2 separate regions of the Mus musculus genome follow, and region 1 is linked to region 2. Evidence: chromatin loops called from intact Hi-C (ENCODE). Cell type or tissue: left cerebral cortex. All regions are shown on one strand. Each heading gives the region's core, and the rest is flanking DNA. Links, peaks and the distances in the headings are about the cores only.

Region 1 (2,919 bases), core at 244-2,743, 66 kb after region 2:
AATCTGATCTTTGTAATGACATCGTACAGCAAGTGGCCTCCTAGCTGGGCCCTACAAAGGACTCCTTTTGCACACTAATTAGAAGATCCAAAGGAAGAGTCACCATGCTTGAGCCACTGGTGCATTCCCCCGGGGGCAAAGTCAAGTTAGGATGATAGGAAGGTGCAGTCCATGAAGGGTGTAGTACCATACAGTAGTATTGCCAGCACTTCCAGAAGCAGTGGCAGGAAGATGAAGAGTTTGAAGTCAGCTGGGTTGCATAGGATGATTCTGTCTCCAAACTCAAATATAAACAAATATGTAAGTAAGTAAATAGCCAGGCATGTGGCTCGTGCCTGTAATTTCAGCACTGGGGCAGAGGCAGTAGAATTATAACAAGTTTGAGGCTAGCCTTGGGTCACAGAATGAATTCCAGGCTGGCCTTGGCTACCCAGTGAGACCTTGTCTAAAAAAAAAAAAAAAAAACCAAAGGAGCAGACAAACAGCAACAAATAGGAGCCGGTGAAGCAGTTCACAGTAGATGAAGTGTTTACAAGAGTTTGGATCCCCAAAGTCAACTGAGAGTCAGGTGGGCTTAGTAGCCCATATGTATTCCCAGTGCTTGGGGGTCTCTGGGCATACTGACTAGCTAAACTAGCAGGATCACTGAGCTGATTCAGTGAGAGACTCTGATTCAGTTAAGAAAGGAAGGAAGGAAGGAAGGAAGGAAGGAAGGAAGGAAGGAGAAGGAAAGAAGGAAGAGAGAAAGAAATGCTTCTTATAATCTTGAAAGCTCCACATATCTCACCATTTCCCAAATCCTTGATAAGCCTGGGATAGCTTTGGCTGTCCTAGAACTCTCTCTGTGGGGATAGCCTTGGCTGTCTTGGAACTCACTCTGTGGACCAGGTTGGCCTCAGAATCAGAGATTTGCCTGCCTCTCGACCTCCCGAGTACTGGGATTAAAAGCATGTGCTATTCTGCCCAGCTTTTCCCTTTCTTTTTGTTTTAAAAATTTTTATGTTTATGAATGCTTTGCCTGCATGTATGTCTGTCCACCGTGTGTGTGCAGTGCCTGTGGACACCAGAAGTGGTCATCAGATCACCGAGGGCTGCATTTACAGACAGTTGTGAACTTCCGTGTAGGTGCTAAGAATTAGTACCCATATCCTCTGGAAGAGCAGCCCTGAGCCATCCTTCCAGCCTCTTTAACTGCCCATGGCTGCACCCTGCTGATGAAATTGAATCATCCTGGAGTGGACGGTGCAGCCTCTCCTGTGCTTCCAGTGGGCAATGCAGCTAAGTGTTACTGTTTTAGATTTATGTGCTTATTTTATTAGTTGCATGGGTGTTTTGCCTGCATGTGTGTTTATGTGTATCACATGAACTTCTCATGCCCATAGAGGTCATAAGAAGGCATTGGATCCCCTGCATCTGGGGTTACAGCACCATGTGGGTGCTGAGAGTCAAACCCAGGTCCTCTGGAAGTGCACTTAAGTGCTCTTAACCACTGAGCCATTGCTCCAGCCTCCAGAGAGTTACTGTGAGGATTTAGATACATCCTGTCCCAAAAGTGTTGGTGTAAATGCTGATTCTTGAGCCCCATCTGTGGCCCACTGAGTCCCAGTTTGCATCTTAGCATGGTCTCAGACTGAAATGCACTAAGATTTCGGCTCACCTGAATCCCGAATCTCGAATTGCCTTTGGGCCCCTAGACTGTTGCTAACATTTCTATAGTGACCTACACTGAGGACTCTAGACTTTTGAAATGCTCTTATTTGTACTTTATCTTTTAACTTTTAACCTCAATGTGCCTGTGAGGTGGGCTTACTGGGAGCCTCGTTCTAGCAAGTGCAGTTAGCTCTGTTTCACCTACCAGATGCTGACCTACCATAGAGATGCTGCACTCCCGTAATCCCAGAACTTGGGGTGGAGATGGGATCATCAGAAGTTCAAGGCCGTCTTTGGCTCTTGAATGAGCTTGAGGCTAACCTCAGCTACATGACACACTGTCTCAGAAACAGAAGCAGGACAGGGCAGTTTGGCAGGTAAAAGGCTTTGCCTGTGAGGCTTACAAGAGAGTTTCAGGACCCGGATGAACACACACAGAGCCTGTCTTCTCCCTGCCTGCAGAATCAGTTTTCCATGAACACACCTCACGTGAGCGAGCAGATTGGTTTCTCCTCTTCCTTGCACCAGTGTACTCTGATGACGCATACCCCAGCTGGAAACCGGAAACCCAGAATTTGGACATGGAAAGATTTTTTTTTTTCCTGGTACCAGGTAACATGAGCCAAACAGCTTATATATAAAATTTGGCAGAAAGAGCATAGATAGCACATTCTGGGAAAGGTGGAAGTAGATGATCTTGGCTTCAAAACTGAGCCTGTGCCCACGCTGTAGGCACACAGCTCATGTGATCTGATAAAAATAGCAATCTGCTGAGAGAAGGCAGCTGATGGCAATCTAAAGCACCAGGGTATAAATTAGTGTCAGCTACCTGTTCAGCCATGCATTTGTCACGGAAGTGATTTGATTCCTCTGTTCTGTGCCGGGCGGTGGTAAATGTGCAAAATTACCCCTGGGAATTCAGGTTGCTCCAATCTTGTAGGGACACAGACTGGGGAAAAGAGGCTGGGCTGCTGTATACATTTGGTTAGGGTGAGTAGGAGGTACAGCAGGGCTGAGGAAGGGTAGAAGAGGAAGGTGAGAGGGATGAGTGTCATAGCACTCATGAAAACTGGGGAGAGGGTGAAAAATGACATCCTGTGCGCCGGGCAGTAGCAGCACACATCTTTAATCCCATCACTCAGGAGGCAGGGGCTGGTAGATCTCTGAGTCTGAGGTCAGCCTGGTCTACATAGTGAGTTTCAGGACAACCCAGGCTATACAGAGAAACCTTGTCTTGAAACAACAACAACAATAACAACAACAACAACA
Region 2 (2,919 bases), core at 320-2,819:
AAAAAAAATCTCTGCCCTCATCCTGTCCCTGTAGTTTGAGAGGAAGACACTGGTCCAGCCTATTCTGGAATCAAGTTATAGAAAAGGCGTAAGCATTTCCATTTTACTGACCACAGTTGGAGCATGGGGAAAAAAGCGACTTCTCAGATCATTTGACATAGCTAGCACCATCCGATAACTCAGCAAAACAGGAGGCGAGCAACATAAAAGAGGAAGAGAGAAAACTGTAATCCAATGTGCTCATGAGCTCAGATGCAAATATCCTAGGTAAACCATGAATTGGATTTCAATGTTATTTCAATTATAAATATCAATATAAAAATACTCATCACTCTTCATTCGGAAGCCCCCAAGATAGTTCAACATGGGGAAACCTAGCAATAAAATCCTTTTCAGTAAAACATTTATGGAGAAAAATTTTGGTTATCAGAATAAATCATAAAGAGATACTTAATGAAATTTAATACCAACAGCTGATTTTAAAATCTAAGCAAGTCCTGAAAAGAATCTATTTTAATCTCAGACAGGGTATCTTGAAAGAGTCGATCCAAAATATCTCATTAATGGTGTAATACCAAAAGTTTAAAATGTATTCCACTGAAGTCAGGGGTAATACAAGCATACCCACTGCTACCATAGATATTCAATGTGCTGAAATCTAGTTACAGGAAGAGAGAACTGAAGGCACATGGGAGGGGCTGACAAGATGGCTCAGCGGGTAAGAGCACTGACTGCTCTTCCAAAGGTTCTGAGTTCAAATCCCAGCAACCACATTGTGGCTCACAACCACCCGTAATGAGATCTGACACCCTCTTCTGGTGCATCTGAAGTCAGCTACAGTGTATTTATGTATAATAATAAATAAATCTTTGGGCTGGAGCAAGCAGGGACTGAGTGAGCAGAGTTGACTGGAGCGAGTAGAGGTCCTAAATTCAATTCCCAGCAACTACATGAAGGCTCACAACCATCTGTACCGCTACAGTGTACTCACATACATAAAATAAATAAATCGTTAGAAAGAAAGTAAAACAAACAAGCAAACAAACGAAAAACAAAGCAAGCAAGGGAAGAGATACAGATAAAGTGATTATTTCTAAGATTCCAAGGTAGTGGACTTTAAAGAGTCCATTCAAACTAGTGAGTGTCGGAGCTGCGGGTAGCTCTGCAGTGGAACACCTGTCCAATATGAGCAGAGCCCTACGTTTGATCTCAGCACTCTAATTAGTGAACACCTTCTCTTTCTTGTTTCCTTTAAAATATTTTTATTAAAAATTTTATACTTTTTATCACATTTCCCCTCCCCCAACACCTCCCTACCCCTTTTTTGTTCTCTCTCTCTCTCTCTAACAGGAAAAACAAAACAAAAAATCAAAGCAAACGCACTATAAAGAAAATCAATAGGACAAAACAACAACAACAACAAAAACAAAAGTGCAGCAAAACAAAACAAAACACGGTGTCTGTTTTGTGTTAGCCAACTTTCCCTGCAGCTATGCTCTGAATCTGACTGATATACCAGTAAGTGATCTTCATCATTGGAAACTACAGATTTTTTCCCCCAGCATGTGTTAGTTGGAAAGAGCTTCTTGGTTAGGGGCGGGGCTTTGCATTCACTTCCCGGTATCAATGCTGGGATTTTTGTCTGACTTAAACCTACATCGTGGTGCAGGTTCTGTGTGTGCTGTCACAGTTTCTGTGAGTCATATTGCATCGGTCCTGCTATGTCTAGAAGATTCTGTTTCCTTGGAGTCATCCTCCACCTCCAGCACTTAGAATCTTTCCGACTCCTCTGCGGCATAGACCCCTGAGCCTTAGGGGAGGGGCTTGAGGAAGACCTCCAGTTTAGAACCAGAGAGCTGCCCACTGCCCACTTGTGGATCTTTGTTTTAATTTGTGTTCTGCAAGAAGCTTGTCCGATGAGAGTTGAGTGACTTAATTCCAGCGCTGGGAGGCTGAGGCAGAAACGTCTTCTGTGAGGCTTGCCTGGGTCATATAGTGAGATTGTGTTTAAGGAAAAATAGAAAACTAAACAAAGAAACCCCCTCAAAATCTTGAGCAGGCGCTAGAGAGATTACACTGGGTGAAAGTGCCCACTGCCGAGCCTGATAATATACCTTGGTTTCTGGGATCCACATGGTGGAAGGAGAGAGCCGACAGCTGTCCTCTGATCCCACATGTGTGTGTCTGCAAGACCCGGCTCTCTCAAACCCCATAAGTAAATACATATGAAAACATGGGGAGGAGTTTGGGGCTGGAGAGATGGCATAATGATTCAGAGCTCTCGTTGCTCTTGTAGAGGACTCAAGATCAGTTCCCAGTACCCACTTGGAGGCTCACAGCTGGCTGTAACTCCAATCCCAGGGGATCCGATGCCAGGCATATGTGTAGCACAATCCCTACCTGCAGGCAAATCATTCATACACATAAAGTAGATTTAATAAGAAAAAAAAAACCTGAAATCTTGGGCAGACAACTCAGGGTATATTTATTTAAAATTTGTAAATTATAGCCAGGCAGTGGTGGCCCAACACTTGGGAGGCAGAAGATCTCTGAGTTTGAGGCCAGCCTGGTCTGTATAGTGAGTTCCAGGACAGCTAGGGTTACACAGAGAATATCTGTTCTTCCTCCTAAAATTGTAAATTATCCAATCAAGCTATATTGTATGCACACATGCAAATGTCACAATGCTCCCTAATGTTTTATATAGTCAGTATTGCTAATAAAGATTTTAATATAAGTTGTAATTATGTGTAAGGTATAGAATTGGAGAACAGTGGATATAAGTTCTGTAGGCAGGTCATGGGGTTTGAATCTCAGCTCTGCCACTGGTCAGTTGTGCAGTGTGGGTGGATCTCTAGATCTCTCTGTTGCTGTAGGTGGTTGTGGGGGTGAGACAGATGACACATACAAGCTCTCAGA

What was found. A loop is a pair of places that touch in the nucleus more often than their neighbours do. Peaks named below come from ENCODE experiments on the same cell type or tissue, not always from the same donor. Only the 100,000 strongest peaks of a DNase experiment are listed, where the experiment ranks them.
Region 1: it touches region 2 in a loop (3-fold over the local background); 1 of 42 quality-filtered maps calls a loop at or near these places.

The regions. Positions count from the first base shown.
Region 1 is chr5:53,000,524-53,003,442 of GRCm38, forward strand. No RefSeq gene overlaps it. Among named protein-coding and RNA genes, the nearest start is that of 5033403H07Rik, 9.7 kb to the left of the region's middle. In left cerebral cortex, for the core only: no CTCF peak of the experiment used is centred there; DNase peaks (open chromatin) are centred at 1,223 and 2,324; H3K27ac peaks cover 963 bases.
Region 2 is chr5:52,934,931-52,937,849 of GRCm38, forward strand. No RefSeq gene overlaps it. Among named protein-coding and RNA genes, the nearest start is that of Gm23532, 23 kb to the right of the region's middle. In left cerebral cortex, for the core only: no CTCF peak of the experiment used is centred there; a DNase peak (open chromatin) is centred at 1,716.